Linked DNA regions of Homo sapiens: region 1 is linked to region 2. Evidence: chromatin contacts called from ENCODE POLR2A ChIA-PET data. All regions are on one chromosome and are shown on one strand. The core of a region is the stretch at or near the end of the contact, and the rest is flanking DNA. Distances in the headings are between cores, read along the strand shown. Region 1 overlaps NFIA (nuclear factor I A). Region 2 overlaps NFIA-AS2 (NFIA antisense RNA 2).

Evidence for each region. ChIA-PET counts read pairs that join two places held with the same protein, here RNA polymerase II (POLR2A).
Region 1: POLR2A ChIA-PET joins it to region 2 with 15 read pairs in A673. The contact joins two enhancer-like sites. POLR2A ChIA-PET finds 5 or more read pairs at or near these places in 2 of 52 experiments (A673 and MCF 10A).

Annotation. Positions count from the first base shown.
Region 1 is chr1:61,402,856-61,406,578 of GRCh38, forward strand. NFIA (nuclear factor I A) reads left to right here. Exons shown (of 11, transcript NM_001134673.4): 8 at 1,249-1,427; 9 at 3,707-3,723. Among named protein-coding and RNA genes, the nearest start is that of NFIA-AS1, 150 kb to the left of the region's middle. Within about 2 kb of position 1,301, at least 7 of the 41 ENCODE cell types and tissues checked have a DNase peak (open chromatin) inside an H3K27ac peak, as active enhancers do.
Region 2 is chr1:60,961,354-60,964,962 of GRCh38, forward strand. It overlaps NFIA-AS2 (NFIA antisense RNA 2), which reads right to left. Exons shown (of 7, transcript NR_110617.2): 2 at 2,213-2,451. Among named protein-coding and RNA genes, the nearest start is that of NFIA-AS2, 7.6 kb to the right of the region's middle. Within about 2 kb of position 1,943, at least 2 of the 41 ENCODE cell types and tissues checked have a DNase peak (open chromatin) inside an H3K27ac peak, as active enhancers do.

The DNA of each region.
Region 1 (3,723 bases), core at 51-2,550, 440 kb after region 2:
TGAGCCATTTCAGTCATTAGTCAGAAAGTGCCCCAATCATGAGGAGATCCCGGTAGGGAACAAAGAACCTATGCCCAGCAACTAATACAGATGCATTCTTTTTCACAGCCTTTAGCCATGCAAGTGGGATAGTGGTAGAAGTGATGGCCTGTCTTACTGAGTTTCTCTTCAGTATTATGAGTCATTCTTGGTATTGGAAAGGTCTTATTTTCCAAAATGTGGACATTCCTGTGATTTTCAGTTTAAAGATTTAAACCGAAGAAAGGAAAGATAAATACTTTCATCTCCTCTAATTTGGGAGAGGTTTCTCTGGCTCTCATTGAGAAGCAAGAGCTGCTGCTATCTTGGCTTGACTTGGTTTGAATATCTGCAACCTTCCCATGCACTGCTCTTATCCTCCAGCCAGTTTTATCAATCATCCTTCTAATTCAAGGGCAAAAGTTCTCTTAGAGAAGTTATTAGGCACCTCACATAAGTTTTTTTAATCTAATGTAATCTTCTTGTTCACATGAAATTTACCAGGGTTCAAATGTAAGGGAGCAGTAGTTGTCTGAGTCTTTTATCAGTTTTTATGGGCACAGGGCCAACATTTTAGCAGGGGTCACTGCCTGCTTACCCTGTGGGTTCCCCTGCTGTAACATATGTGCATTTCTGAGTTTGTCTTTGAAATGGCATCTGAAGGCGACATAAACCATCCGTGTAAAGTGAGGCACCCAAATTGCATGGGCTCATTAAGTGATCATTTACTACATACTTCAAAAAATTTTCATCCTGAATTAGTCCCTAGAAATTTCCTTGAAAGGGGTATAAGAGGTTTAACAATGAATTATTGTCTATGGATAGCTCAGCGTGAAAGGGGATCCATATGTGCAAACTAGAATTTGTCATATGTAATGTCAGTTAAGTCAGGTCTAATCTACCAAATACATTTTTTATTGCTTGCTTCATTAAAAAGGCTCTTAAGGTAATGAATAATCTTCAGCCTCACCAAGGATTATTAATGCCTTTATAACTCATGTCCACTGAAAATAGAAAGACAGCTTGAAACTCTACCCTAATCTAACCTCCGTGTTTGTCTTAGAGCCTTAAGGAAGAAAATCTGTCAGACCTATCCAGTGTTAAATTCAGTCACATGAGCAATATTGTGAATCGGGCCAGGAAGAGAAATAAAGGAGGAAGTTGAATCGGGTTCAGCTATGACAAAGCAGGTCTTTCTTTTCATAACCCTGATGTTTTCTTTTCCTGCAGCAAGTCCGCATGCAACACCATCGACTCTTCATTTCCCGACATCACCCATTATCCAGCAGCCTGGGCCTTACTTCTCACACCCAGCCATCCGCTATCACCCTCAGGAGACGCTGAAAGAATTTGTCCAACTTGTCTGCCCTGATGCTGGTCAGCAGGCTGGACAGGTGGGGTTCCTCAATGTAAGGAAACCTCTTTTTTTCCATTTCTTTAGAAATGTTAGCCGAATATAAAAATAACAAGGGGAGACCTTATGATCATGTGACGTTGTGCTCTAATGTTGTGCTGACTGACTGCAGGCAAATGTCATATTTATTCTAGATTGTGGGAAAGTTAACTTGGTCTAAGAGTGATTAGTCAGGGTTTAAAAACAGTGTTTGTGTTAAGTTTGCAACTGTCAAGTTTATGGATATAAATCAGCTCAAGGGTGAACTATATAACCTTCTAAGTTCTGTGGGCTGATCATTCCACCTCGTGCATTCTAACCCCAGGGCTCATACAGTTAACAAAATAGAAAGACCAAGTAGTTTTAAATAATGATTTGGGGTGGTAGAGAAAGGTAGGGAGATGAAGGGGACAGATGTTTCAGATCAACTAAGTTGATATTTTTGAAAAATACAGTCTTGTAACACTTTAGATCAAGTTGACCAGTACTTGAACTCAAGATGCTGAAAGTACAGTTTATTATGGTTTGTTATTTCTGCAAGTCATTATCTTTCCCACTTATCTTGGTATAAAGCTAAACAGTGTTCAATAGCTTCACATGAATGTTTTTATTTTTCCTCAAATAAACCAAATAATCACAATTTGAAATGGCATTCCAAATGTAAAAGTGATTTTTAAAAATCAGAAATTTTATTTCAAATATAGGATTAGATGTTTACAGTGGAAAGCTGTATCTCAAGGCCAATAATAATAAACAACGACCAGCATAAAGCCAAATTTGATTTTCCTTTTCTACTAATAACTGTGCATGAAGTCACAGACTAGCCATAATTATTACTGGCCAATTTAGGATAGTATGTCACACCATCCTGTCACCGATTTTTTTCACTTGCAGAAATACCTGATTCTGCATATCTGCGCCAGAACAGGCAGCTTTGACTAATGTCTGGTGATGTGTTAGCAGATACATTTCTGTCTAGACAACAAATCAATATGGTGCCTCTTTTCTTTTTGCTTGTACATTCATTTGCTTGGCTTATTCTAAAGCATTCACTTATGGACTCTCAGCCCACTCAGAAATAACGCAAAGGCAAGGTTGCTGGCAAGAAAGCACAGCATTCTGATCGTCAGACGAGGTAGTCTTTGAGGAGCAATACTAAATATATAAGTACTAAATATATAAGTAAATGTTGATGGGGGAGTGAGACTGCCTCTGTAGAATTATTAAGCTTAAATGTAAAAGCCTGGGACAGCAGAATCTCCTTCAACCGAATTTTGATTGGGGACTAAATGTGAACTGTTGTCGTTGGTTGAATAGAGGCCTCTTGGGAAACAATGAAAAAACTGAGCTGATCACCAGCATCAAGCATCTGACTTCTAAATTATTAACCATTTTTGTAATAGTCCTGACACCCTATATAACTGTCAAATGCCCAGTTTTGCATTTTGATCAGAATTTTATAGGACTTAAGGCAGGTCTCTTCATGAAACTATTTTGAAAAAATTGAAAATAAAATGGGTTTTATTGCTCTCTTTGGAGGGGAATTTTTTGTTAAAGAGCTGTTATTTGGTTGTTTTAACATCAGGCAGCAAAATAAATATGACTCTTATGGCATATGCTTATATAATTTAAATCAAAATTAGAAGTGATATTTTTCCCTAGCAGACTTCTGACAGCTGAATTCTAAAGTTTCTGTGCCTGATGTTATACAATATGTGAACAAAATTTTCTATGTTCACTTAACACATTTATTAAATGTTATATAATATCAACTTTGAAGAGTGAAAATAAAATATTACTTTTTTATCTCAAGTGCATATTTAGGAAAATTTATTCTATCTATGTAAAGAAACATAGTGGAATAATGCCACAGTCCATAAAACACTTAGATATTAAATATTTAATAATCATGAGAAAGATAATGAAGGTAGCAGTTAATACAGAAAAATACAAAAGATTCCAAGCAAAAGTTGGTTACTCAGGGGACAAATCCAAAGTGATAATTGGCAGGTGATTTTATGAAACCAGATGCAAAGAAGGACAATGTAGTTCAAGAGATAAGTTTAGGATGCATGGAGCACATGTGGCTAAGAGTACTTTTGTGAAATGCCTTAAGAACAGAACCCAACAATGGACATTTCCGTATGGGCTTATGGAAGAATTGAAGCAGCTAGATACTTAGTAATTTACATTAAAGGTGCCTGATGAATATTTTGTTTTCAGAAGCAGCTAATGGTTGCTGTCTCTTTCTTCTTTTTCTTGTACGTGTGTTTTCTGCCCCCCCCCCCCCCACAGCCCAATGGGAGCAGCCA
Region 2 (3,609 bases), core at 693-3,192:
GTAAGAGGAAGTCAAATGAGACAGCCCCTGGGCCTGAGCTTATCAAAGCATTCGAAAAAAATTTCCACAGATTGCTAGATTGTCTGCTTCCCTTCTGCCTCTCCACACTGCAAACCTCACCACCCAGGAAGCAAGGACACAGTCAGAGTGGCTGCTGCTTACTGAGCCCAAATCCAGGCACCAGCTTGGCCTTTTGGTAAAGATGACCTCTAATCTTCACCTCAACCCTACAAGGAGTGCATAAGTTTCTCCACATTACAAAGAAGGAATCAAAAACTAAAGAAGACACTCAAATGGTGGCACTAGGATTAGAACCCAGATCTCGGCTGGGCCTGGTGGCTCATGCCTGTCATCTCAGCATTTTGGGAGGCTGAGGCAGGAGGACCACTTGGGCCCAGAAGGCCAAGACCAACCTGGGCAACATGGTAAAATCCTGTCTGTACAAAAAATGCAAAAAAAAAAAAAATTAGCTGGGCATGATGGCATGCACCTGTAGTCCTAGCTGCTCAGGAGGCTGAAGTGGGAGGACTGCTTGAGCCCAAGAGCTCAAGGCTGCAGGGATCCATGGTTGCACCACTGTGCTCCAGCCTGGGTGACACAGTGAGACCCTGTAATAAAATAAATTTTAAAAAAACAATCCAGATAACTCTAGCACCAAGGCCTATAATTTAAAATTTTCTGTGGACCTCTATTTTTCCTCTCAAGGCTTTGAGTTGAATACACTCTACCCTGCATAAATTGGCCAAATTTTTATTTTTAATCAGCAATTGCTGTGTGTCAGGGGCCAACCAAGTATTACACCAGTTGATCTTCACAACCAGTTTAGAAGTTGGCCCTATGATTAGTATCCCCATTGTAGAGATCAGTTAACTGAGGCTTGGAGAGTTAACTTGCCCAAGGGTTCTTCAGTTAGCATGCAGCAAAATGGGACCCTGAACACAATGTTGTCAGAATCCAGGTCCTAAACTCTAATCAACTACGTCTTAAAGAAAGTATAAATGAAAAATACAGGTGGCAGTCTAAGAAGACACAGAAGAATGCAAAGACTACATCCATTCATTCAAATGTTCAACAAATACCTATTAAGCTCCGACGGTACCACAAGCATTTTTTTTAACCCTGAGGATATAGTGATGATCAAAAAAGGCTGTCATGGGAATAATTTCTTTCGGAGACAGCAGATGATAATAGAGGAACATATAAGATAAATAAGAAGAATCCTGCAAGAGAGAAGTACAGTGAAGAAAATAAACCAGGGCAAAATGGGAGGGTCTGCTTTATATTGGGTGGTCAGGTAGGTTTCACCCAAGAAAGTTGCCTATAAGCTGAGGCTTCAAGGACAAGAAGGTACTAACCTTGCAAAGGTTTGGTTAAAACACCTTCTAGGCAGGAGAAATAGCGAGTGCCAAGGCCATAAGGCAGGAATGGACTTGATGCCTCCACAGAAGAGGAGGAGGCTGCAGTGATGAGTGAGGGAATGGTAGAAGAGGAGGTCTGAAAGGAGGGGCAGTGAAGTCTCGGGGGCCTGGCAGGTCATCACAAGAAATTAGGTTTCATTCTAATTAAGAGAGGAAGCCATGGAAGCATTTGAACTATTTTCAATGATTTGCATTATAAAAACATAATTTTGACTACTGTTTGGAGGGGACAAGAAGTTGCAGGGAGACAAGAGGGGAGGCCACTGCAGGACTTCAGATGGAGCGATAATGTTAGCTCAGATCAAGTATAAGTTAGCAACATGAAGAAGTGGCCACATCCTGAATGTAACTGGGGAAATTGCTGACCTGACTTGCCACTTTACACTTTTGGAAGTGGACAGGAGCTGCTGCCTTTCTGATACTCCCACATGGTGCCCCCCTGCCAGCTGCTTTCATTATGTTTTGACCGGCTTCTGCCAAGTCAGACTACAAAAACTTCACTGAAATAACAGAATGTGATGCCGTCATCTCCTCTGCACACCCCAGGAGAGGGTTTTATAAAGTTTCACAAACAACAACACCTGCTAGGAAGCCAGACAGCTCCCCTGACCACTGCCCAGGCTGACCCAGACAGAAGAGAGAAGACACTGGCAGAGAACTCCCTGCTCTTCTAAACAGCCCCAGGGGTGGTTTGCCCTGTTCACTGTGGTCAAAGTGGCATTACTACTTCAGAAGAAATAGAAAATGAGGTGAATAGAAAACAGAAGAAAGTTGAGGTCACAATAAGATACCACCTCATATATTTAAAGGAAACTGAGAGACGCTGGGTTTCCTCCTGGCACGTCTGTGAAAATGCGAGAAAGGTCTGTCTACCACCAACTTGTTTAAACCAGGGGAAATTCATCAGAAGGATAATGAAGAACTTGACAGGGAGCATTCCTTTGTGTCATGTTCTCAGGAGTGAAGACAGCTGGTGGCATGCAATCGTCTGCAGGTCTGACTCAGGGAGACAGAAGGTTGGGCACAAGGTGAACTGTCAGGAGAAAAAAAAATTGAGAGAACCTTAGAGAAGATGACCTTTGTACATAATTGATCTGACAGAGCACTGCCCACCCCATCACTACAGCTGAAATATGGCCACTCTCCCATGTGGGAATGCACTTGCGTTTAAGGGCACCAGACGCCATCTATTAAGGAAAGTGTTTAAGCAGGAAGGATAACATGTCTGTCAGTCTGAGCTAGTGATTCTGGGGACTCAAACACCATGCCAGAGTCCAGGATTAAAAAAATTCTACCTCTATTCTAAATAAAAAGGAATTTTATTCATCAAATGAACAAAGGAACAGAGTGAATGGCTTATGACAACCTCCCCTCCTGACATTTGGTTTGTTAGTTGTACTCAGGGAAAAAATGTTGTCCACTCTAGAGAACTTCATAAAAAGTGGTTCTAGAATTATTCTCAGCTACTTGAGTTTGCTAATTCCTAAGGGTAGGGTAAAAGTTGTCCATTATTTCATCAACAAATATTTATTTAGTATTCATCATTCTGCTAGGAACAATATTAAACAAGATAGGCACACCAGCCCTGCCCTCATGAACTTAACAATTCAGTCAGCTTTCAGGCCTTTTCAGATATTTAGGCATATGTATTAGTCTGTTCTCATATTGCTATAAAGGACTGCCCAATACTGGGTAATTTATAAAGAAAAAGGTTTAATTGACTCACAGCTCTGCATGGCTGGGGAGGCCTCAGGAAACTTACAATCATGGCAGAAGGGGAAGGAAGCACAACCCTCTTCACATGATGGCAGGAAAGAGAAGTGCCAAGCAAAAGTGGGAAAAGCCCCTTATAAAACCAACATAACTCTTGAGAACTCACTCACTATCACAATAACAGCAGCATGGGGTAACCTCCCCCATAATTCAATTACCTCCCACTGGGTCCCTCCCACAACACATGGGGATTATGGGAACTACAACACAAGGTGAGATTTGGAGATTTGGGTGGGGACACAGACAAACCATATCATTTCTCTCCAGTCCCTCCCAAATCTCAAGTCCTCACATCATTTCAAAACATAATTATCCCTTCCCAACAGTCCCCCAAAGTTTTAACTCATTCCAGCATTAACCTAAAAGTCCAAGTCAAAAGTTTCATCTAAGACAAGGCAAGTGCCTTCCACCTATAAGC